2 separate regions of the Homo sapiens genome follow, and region 1 is linked to region 2. Evidence: chromatin contacts called from ENCODE Hi-C or POLR2A ChIA-PET data. All regions are on one chromosome and are shown on one strand. The core of a region is the stretch at or near the end of the contact, and the rest is flanking DNA. Distances in the headings are between cores, read along the strand shown. Region 1 has its middle 86 kb from the start of MTNR1B. Region 2 holds the start of MTNR1B (melatonin receptor 1B).

Region 1 (4,376 bases), core at 1,466-3,965, 85 kb before region 2:
GATACCTACATATTTCTGATTTTGAAACTTTTTTTTTTTAAGTGGGGAACGTGTCCCATATTCCCCAGAAAACTCAAGGCCTGTGGAAATGTGTTTAGCTTCAGGGAATAAAAATGCAGTCAGGGCTACAGATGCTGGCAAAGTTGTGGAGAAAAAGGAACACTTATACACTGTTGGCAGGAGCATAAATTAGTACAAACATTGTGAAAACTTTGTGAAGATTTCTCAAAGACCCAAATATAGAAATACCATTCGACCCAGCAATCCCATTACTGGGATTATATATACCCCCCCCCCATATAAATCATTCTATTCTAAAGACACATGCATGCATATGTTCATTATATTGCTATTCACAATAGCAAAGACATGGAATCAACCTGAATGTCAATCAGTGATAGAAAGGACAAAGAAAATGTGGTACGTATACACCATGGAATACTATGCAGCCATAAAAAAGAATATCAGCCGGGCATGGTGGCTTATGCCTGTAATCCCAGCACTTTGGGAGGTGAGGTGGGTGGATCACCTGAGATCAGGAGTTCGAGACCAGCCTGGCCAATGTGGTGAAACTCGTCTCTGCTAAAAATACAAAAAAATTAGCCGGGCCTGGTGGCAGGCATCTGTAATCCCAGCTACTCAGGTGGCTGAAGCAGGAGAATCACTTGTACCCGGGAGGCGGAGGTTGCAGTGAGCCAAGATTGCACCATTGCACTCCAGCCTGGGCAAGAAGAGTGAAACTCTGTCTCAAAAAAAAAAAAAAAAAAAAAAACCAAAAACAAACAAACAAGATCATATCCTTTGCAGGGACATGGATGGAGCTGGAGGCCATTATCTTCCGCAAACTAATGCAGAAACAGAAACAGAAAACCAAATACTACATATTCTCAGTTATAAGTGGGAGCTAAATGATGAGAATACATGGAAGCCTAGAGGGGAATGACACACACTGGAGCCTATCGGAGAGTGAAGGGTGGGAGGAGGGAGAGGATCAGGAAAAATAACCAATGGATATTAGGCTTAATACCAGGGTGAGGAAATAATCTGAATAACACACCCCCAAAGATACATGTTTATCTATGTAACAAACGTTCACATCTTGCACATGTACCCTTGAACCTAAAATAAAAGTAAAAAAAATGCAGTCAGGAGAGTGGGGCTCTGTGGATATTGACATCCTTCCCGAGGCATCAGGTTCAGAGCAATCTCTCACTAAGTAACTGTCTACTGTAATGTACTCATCCTAAGACTTTGAATTGTGGTTGTAAACAGTCTTGAAAATCAGTAGCAATAAATGCATTTAAATATTATTAAAATTGGTCCCCAAGCTCTCCCTCTAACTTCACTTGAACATGAGTGCTGCATAATTTAATATGAGGTGTGTAGCCTTGTTTCTTGTACACGTTCAGAGTATTTTGGGGGTCCAAAACCAAAGATACTTATCCTTCAAAAAAGCCCTCCACATATTCCAATTAATACTCAGGGTCTTTTTCAAATTCTTGGTATTAGCTCCCCGTTAGTCATATTGATAATATCCCTTGTGTATTATAATCTTTCTAGTCTTAAATGCTTCTCAGCAGCCATGAACTCTTCAGATTATCTCCATGAGGATTAAACAACAGAAACTACCTGGACAAGAATCACAGAATCTAATGAGATTCTAGTTTGCTCCTACAAAGGTCTACAGAAAAGAAAATGTGATGACCAAGAGTAATGATAGGTAGTTGGTCACACTCTGAGTTCAGCTGAGAGAATCACTGGAAGAAAGCAATGGTTAAAAAAAAAAATGGAGGTCATAGTTTAGATATAATCCAAGGCCAATTGCCCATAGCCAGGTAGCCAAAGCTGAAGTCATCCTAATTTTTCAGAAATGGTAGCCCTAATCATAAATGAAACACAAAATAAAAGCTTTACGTTTTTGCCAGCAGGATTCGGTAAAAGTAAACTAATCAGCAAAAGTCAGATCAGCTTAAACAGCTCTACTTGCCCTAAAAGAATGTTAATGTGTAACAACCAATTACAAAAAAGGTCACAATACTTCCTCCTTAATGCTTTATAAACTGCACAGTAACTGTTGTAAGCAGAGCTTCTTTTTTTTTTTTTTTTTTTTTGAGACAGAGTCTCACTCTGTCGCCCATGCTGGAGTGCAGTGGCGCCATCTCGGCTCACTGCAAACTCCGCCTCCCAGGTTCACCCCATTCTCCTGCCTCAGCCTCCCGAGTAGCTGGGACTACAGGCGCCCGCTACCATGCCCGGCTAATGTTTTGTATTTTTAGTAGAGACAGGGTTTCACCATGTTAGCCAGGATGGTCTTGATCTCCTGACCTCATGATCCACCTGCCTTGGCCTCCCAAAGTGCTGGGATTACAGGCGTGAGCCACCACGCCTGGCCATAAGCAGAGCTTCTTACCTCTTCTGGTTTGAAGCCTCCCAGTTCCCCAGCTATTCTTTTGAGTGCACAATAAACTCTTACAATTTTTAAATCTGATCTGATTTTTTTGACAAAACTTTCATTCCTGTGTCTTTGAGGAAGTGCACCAAAAGCACTCACCACTCCGTGTCTCTCTTGAAAGCTAATCTCTGTGGTGGTGTTTTTCCACTGTGCCAATCTGAAGAGGCCCAGAGGAGGGAGAAACAGTGTAGGCCACTTTTCATGCTGTGATGACAGACAGCTGAATCATCCTGAATGTGTGCAATTGCATGGGTGTTTATTACTACAAGTTACATGGTGTTTGCCACAGATATGAGTCAACCCAGGAGCATCCTCATATTTGTCATCTTGTAATAATAATCAGAGTATGAAAGTACAAAAACCATTTGGGGGCGTTGATGACCTCTCAGAAACAGAGCTTTCCCATCCACCATGGCCACATTAATAGAAACATCTCTTTATTTTCAGATGATTTACTTTTTAATTAAAAATTATTTTGTAGATTAGATGTGATTCCAGGTTATTACAGTATTTATAGCATTGTCATGTATTTGCGTTTTTATATTTTCTCTGGTAACAAAGAGATGGAAGTACATATACAGTCATAAGTATACTCAAAAAAGTGAATTTCTTATATGAATGCCACCACCTCATTAGTTTCCATCAAAAAAAAAAATTAAACTAATTCAGTAAAATAACTTTGGGTAACAACCATGTGCTGGAAAAAAAAAGAAAAAAGAAACATCTCTCCTCTGTATCTTTTTTTCTGAAAGAAAGACCCTGAGCCTTGTGAACTATCCCCACCTGCACCAGCAGTGTCCTACCTTAGCAACACTTTGTAAGAGCTCCGGCAAGACATGAGTGAGTCTCCAAGTGATGAGAATCCACCCGATGCTGATTACTACAATGAATCATCTGAGTAGGAAGAACAGATTTTACCTTTTCATGTACACTCCCAATTTTATCCTTTACCGCTATCAACCTATGATCAGTATACTTTGAAATACTCTGCAACCAGGGATTCCACAGCACAGAAATGGGTGAGGACGATGGGCTATTTACACCTTCTCTTGATAATGGGAGCTGGAATGAAAACCTCTGGGTCTTGCACTGACCATAAGTCTCTGCAAACTCCTGATGATCACCTCACATGTCAGGGGTCTGTATAAGATAGTGTCTGGTTTGGATTTCCAAAAGAAAATGTGGGGTCATATTCAGCACAATAACAATTTCACATAGGAATTCTCGGTTTCTGAAAATAAATAAATAAATAAATAAATAAATAAATAAATAAATAAATAAAACCTCCCCATCATTACTCTTGGCTACTTCAGCCTCCTTCCCCATAGCTCCTGTGTGGTCCCCAGAGCCCCAGAGCCCATGTTTCTGATGCATTGTGTGGGGGAACTGCACAAAGCATCTCCCCACTGTATCTCAGGAAAGCTGGGGGCAGCCCCGTGGCAGTTTGGTGCTGCTAAAGCTTGTATCACAGGCTGACAACAGAGATGCCCTCTCTATCCTAGGGACTGAGGCTTCTATGGCAGCAAAACAACAACAAAAAATATAAAGAAATAGCCAGCAGCTCTGTCTCAACCAAATCCTTGGGGCTGTCGGATACATTCTCCCTAAACACTGTACCTTAACATCATCTGCTGTATTCATAATAATCCGTGTTTCTAACTTCAATTCTTTTATTGTGAGCATCTAAGCATTTCCTTCATGATGGATGATAGCTTTGCTGTGTTAACATCATGGTGACTTTTCTTTCCCTTTCAGCCAACTACAGCAGTATTATCATCTATCTACATACTAATATTTAAACATACATATTTGTGATTTTAAAGTTTCCGACAACACATACTTGTAGCACAATTTCCAGCTATTAGCAGACAAACCACTTGCACTTTTTTGCTGATCTAGGGGTGTCAGAGGTGGTATTGGCATC
Region 2 (4,291 bases), core at 1,222-3,721:
TCAAAGAGCTGTAGGTTTTAAGCGCCTTTTGAAATCTCACTCTGCTGAGATCATTTAGTTCAAGTCAGTACTACAATTGTTTGTGACTGTCACCAATAAAGCCAGAGGTCACATAAGAACTGGTTAAATTGCAAGACTGCAGCAGTGGCAGGAATTGATGTCATTTAGATATAGTGTTATTATTATTTTTTTTTGTTCGGGTGCTGGGCTGTAGCGGACACATCAGGAGGTAGGAAAGATAGAACAGAGGATATGCCAGCAATTTAACATGCTCATGACCCTCCCCAGTGATGCTCTTAAACTGGTTAGGTTTCTGCAGACCCTGCCAGGATCACAGAAAAGGCCAGCCCTCTGTAGGATGCAGGAGGGGAGGGGTGCTTTTCTCCTTCCAGCAAAAGGAAGCAACTCCTACTTCCCTCAACCACCTTTCTCATGGTGGGCAATCCAAATTACTGAGCAGGGAGCCATGGCCTGACAGACCTGCTCTAAATACTCAATAAGTCAGGGACAGAAGGGGCCAATGTCAGAACCAGGAGGACCCATTTCTCCCCCATAGAGCCAGGAGTTGTCTCCCTTTTGCTTCCCTGTGCTGGAAATGAATGTTTATGATGGCTGCAAGGGACAATGTGTCAAAAATATTAAATGCAGTTTTCTAATCATAACCTGTTTTTCCCTAATATATAAGCTTTTCTTCAAAGGACACAATATTTTGAACAATGTATTCCAGAAAACAGCCACCACTACTGAAGTGAGTTAGAAAGTTTACTTCTTCTTAATAATGTTATGTTTCCCATATGATGGCTGGATACTCACAGTTGGAGGAGTTTCTTGTTTGTTTTTTTAGCTAAAAATCCTAGAGTTGGCCGGGCGCAGTGGCTCATGCCTGTAATTCCAGCACTTTGGGAGGCCGAGGCGGGTGGATCACTTGAGGTCAGGAGTTCGAGACCAGCCTGGCCAACATGGTGAAATACTGTGTCTACCAAAAATATAAAAAATTACCTGGGTGTAGTGGCGAGCGCCTGTAATCCCAGCTACTCGGGAGGCTGAGGCAAGAGAATCCCTTGAACCTGGGAGGCAGAGGTTGCAGTGAGCCTAGACCATGCCACTGCACTCCAGCCTGGGTGACAGAGTGAGAGACTCCATCTCAAAAAAAAAAAATTTCTAGAGTCACAGGCCACACCAAATACATATTACTATTTGCTAAAAATGGTCTGACTCCTTAGAAAAGCATTTTTAAGCTATATGGTTGTTTTACTGCTGCTATCTTTCCATTTTAATTCACTCTAATATTTGAATTTGCTCCCAAGGCCCAACTTGAAGAAACTGCAAAATTAACAAACAGGTGACTGAGCTCCTTCCTAAGCTGAAGTGGTCATCATGCCCCATGACCTGTGAGGGCTAGAGTTCAGATACTGCCCCCCACTCTGGTTTTGTTTCTTTGAAGACCTGACTAGGGGAATATTGAAATGAGAGTGGATTGAAATAGGAAAAATATTTTCAGGATTACAACACGATTTAGCCAAATCATTGCTTTAATTTTCACAGTTAATCCCAGGAATTCCCAGTCTTCGGAAAAGACCACAATATTTCAAAGCAATTTAGTTCAGTCCAAGCAGAATCTGCAATTTCTGCATTTACTCTCCGTCAACTGGAATTGGGTCTTCAGATGACCTGGAGATAAGTTTTTGACACAAAACCTACTGAAATGCTTCCATTGATTAACTCATTTTTTCAGCAAGGATTTTCTAAGCGACTACTACATAAAGCTACAGTGCTTGGCAAGGAAGGAAGTGGGATGTCAAGTACAGGTGGTGAGATTTCTGTGGCCTGATGTGGGCACCTCTGGAAAGACACGCATTGGAGCGCGACGGGGTAGCGATGGCATCCAGCAGCGTGGGTTCCCACAGCGCCGGCGCCCGGCCAAAAAGCGCGCCAGTAAAACTTTCCGCAATTCCCTCTGTGCCAAGCGCGTCCTGGGCAGCCGCACTTCGGAGGGGCAAAACTCACCCTAACTTTTGAGTGCAGAGTCAAACTTAAGGAATAGGTTAGAGTGAAGGGAAAGGGGAGCCCGGGCTGAGGAGGGAAAAGGCAGCGCATATCCCGGGGTCAGGGACAAGATCAGAAGACAAGGAAGGGCCCGATGCCAGCACCCAGCATCAGGAATGGTGCTCACCTGCGTTCCGGAGCTTGCGGTTCCTGAGCACGGAGAGGATCACCAGGAGGTTGCCCACGACGTCCACGGCGGTGGTGACGATGAGCACCGCGGACAGCGCTGGAGCCACCCAGGGAGGTCGAGGGGTCCTGGAGGGCCGCGCGCTGCCAGCCCCCGACCAGCCCGGGCGCACTGCCCACCCGCCCGCCTCGCAGCAGTTGGCGAAGGAGCCGTTCTCTGACATCGCAGACTCTCCCGCGCTGTGCTTTGGCCACCGCGCGGCCCCGGACAGCCGCAGGGCGCGCGCAGTACTGAGCCGGGCGCTCTCTTCCCTGCCCAGCTCGCGTGTGCAAGGGAGGAGGCCAGTGGGGAGGGGTCTGGAGGAGATAACTAATTAAGCGTGGGCAGGGGATGGAGAAAAATATAGGAATGGGAGGAGGACTTGGGGTGCAGCCGTTGTAGAAGGGAGTGCGTCCCTCAGCGGTGCGCTCAGGAACAGCTGGGACCGCACAGCTGTCTCTGCCACCCCGAGCCCAGCAGGTGCCTGGCCCACCTCAGGCTGCGGAGCGCGTCTAGCTTCTGTCCCTGAGTATATAGCCACACCCGAGACCCCGATTTCCTCCACAGCGTCCCCAAGAGAAGCTGTGTCTAGGTAGGGACGTCCAACCCAGGTTGATAGACTGGAGAAGGTGCTGATGGTAGGGACCTCCCATCAGTTGTCAAGAAAGGCAAGGTTTGACGTCCCATAGGGCTGTGCAGCCCGAAAGAGAATGCAACTCCTAAGATGTGGGGACAGAGCCCAGAACAAAGTAGGGTAGACTGTTATATTCTAGGGAGCTGCAGAAAAATACGAACCTAGCCATTTTCCAAGCACTCGCTGGGTATTGTGGGGGGCATTGATGATGTCTCTACTGGGTCCTCTTTATAAAGCCAATACTTTAACATATTTACCAACATATATTTACACATAATACTTAAATAGATGTATGGCCAATATTGGGGGTTATGATGTGGTTTTTGGAGGGGTTAGGACAAGAAGAAGATTGAGGCATGATTACAATAAAGAAGGAACTCAGGTGCCCTTTATTAAAAATGTTTGAGTCGTGATCTGGTGATAATAATAATAGATAACTTCTAATGGGGGCTAATCTTATGACCCCAAAGCACTTTTCACACCCATTAGAATCACTAAAATCAAAATGACTGATTATCCTATATTTGTGGAGGAAGTTAAGCAACCAGAACCCTCATACACTGCTTTTATGAGAATGCAAAATGGTATAGCCACTTTGAAGAGCTGTCTGTTAGCTCCTAATAAAGTTAAATATACACCTATTCTATGACCAGAAGTTCCAAATGAAAAGGAAAGTATATTTCCACCAAAAGACCTGTACAAGAATGTCCAGAGCAGCCTTGTTTATAGGAGCTCAAATCTGGTAACACCTGCAATTTCCACCAACAGAAGAATGGATAAGCAAATTATGGTATGACCTTGCAATGGAATACTACTCAGCAATAAAGATGATTGACCTACACAACAGCATGGATTAATCACAAATATGTTGTATTGAACAAAAGAAGCCAGATACCAAAAAATATATACCATATTATTCCAGTTATAGGAAGTCCAAAATCAGGGAAAATTAATCTATTTTCTAATAGAAATCAGAAAAGTGGTTACATTTGAGGGTGGGTATTGAGAAACAAACACCAAAAAATTTCTGGATTGTTATTTTTACATATGTTATTTTACGTAAGTTATATTGCCCCTCTCCTTTAAAGGGGGGAAAAAAAGAAGGAAGGATGCAGTGGAGACGGAGGGGCTGATGATGCAGAGGCATGAGTGGATGTTGAAGGGAAGGGAGAGGGAAGGGAGAGGTGAAGTGAGCTCATCCTTGAAGTGAGCTAATCCAGAACTCCTTAAAGTGAGCTCATCCAAAACCCAAGGAAGAAATATTATTTGTTAGGAGAGGGAGGCTTTCTTTCTTGTAGTAGAAAGGAATCAGAAGCCAGATGCAAATTCAGATGCACTTCTAAACTGGTGTGAGGAAAGAAGAGAACTCTTGTCTGGCTTCTGTATTCTCAGGGAGATAGAGGCTACCCATTAGCCAGGATTCAGGGGAACAGTGTAGGAGATTT

The links. A loop is a pair of places that touch in the nucleus more often than their neighbours do. ChIA-PET counts read pairs that join two places held with the same protein, here RNA polymerase II (POLR2A). Pooled maps may share reads with other maps.
Region 1: a pooled map shows a loop between it and region 2 (7-fold over the local background). The contact joins the enhancer-like site here to the promoter of MTNR1B in region 2. A Hi-C loop is called at or near these places in 1 of 168 maps with a recorded cell type or tissue (mammary epithelial cell) and 7 of 50 pooled maps. POLR2A ChIA-PET finds 5 or more read pairs at or near these places in 4 of 52 experiments (A673, MCF 10A, PC-9 and 1 more).

Annotation. Positions count from the first base shown.
Region 1 is chr11:93,053,395-93,057,770 of GRCh38, reverse strand. No RefSeq gene overlaps it. Among named protein-coding and RNA genes, the nearest start is that of MTNR1B, 86 kb to the right of the region's middle. RefSeq lists an enhancer at 2,225-3,424. Within about 2 kb of position 2,715, at least 3 of the 41 ENCODE cell types and tissues checked have a DNase peak (open chromatin) inside an H3K27ac peak, as active enhancers do; they include PC-9 and mammary epithelial cell, where a contact is called at or near this core.
Region 2 is chr11:92,967,831-92,972,121 of GRCh38, reverse strand. It overlaps MTNR1B (melatonin receptor 1B), which reads right to left and starts at 2,471. Exons shown (of 2, transcript NM_005959.5): 1 at 2,174-2,471. The coding sequence starts at 2,396. It overlaps LOC124902733 (a long non-coding RNA gene), which reads right to left. Exons shown (of 2, transcript XR_007062838.1): 2 at 3,207-4,291. RefSeq lists an enhancer at 1,424-1,923.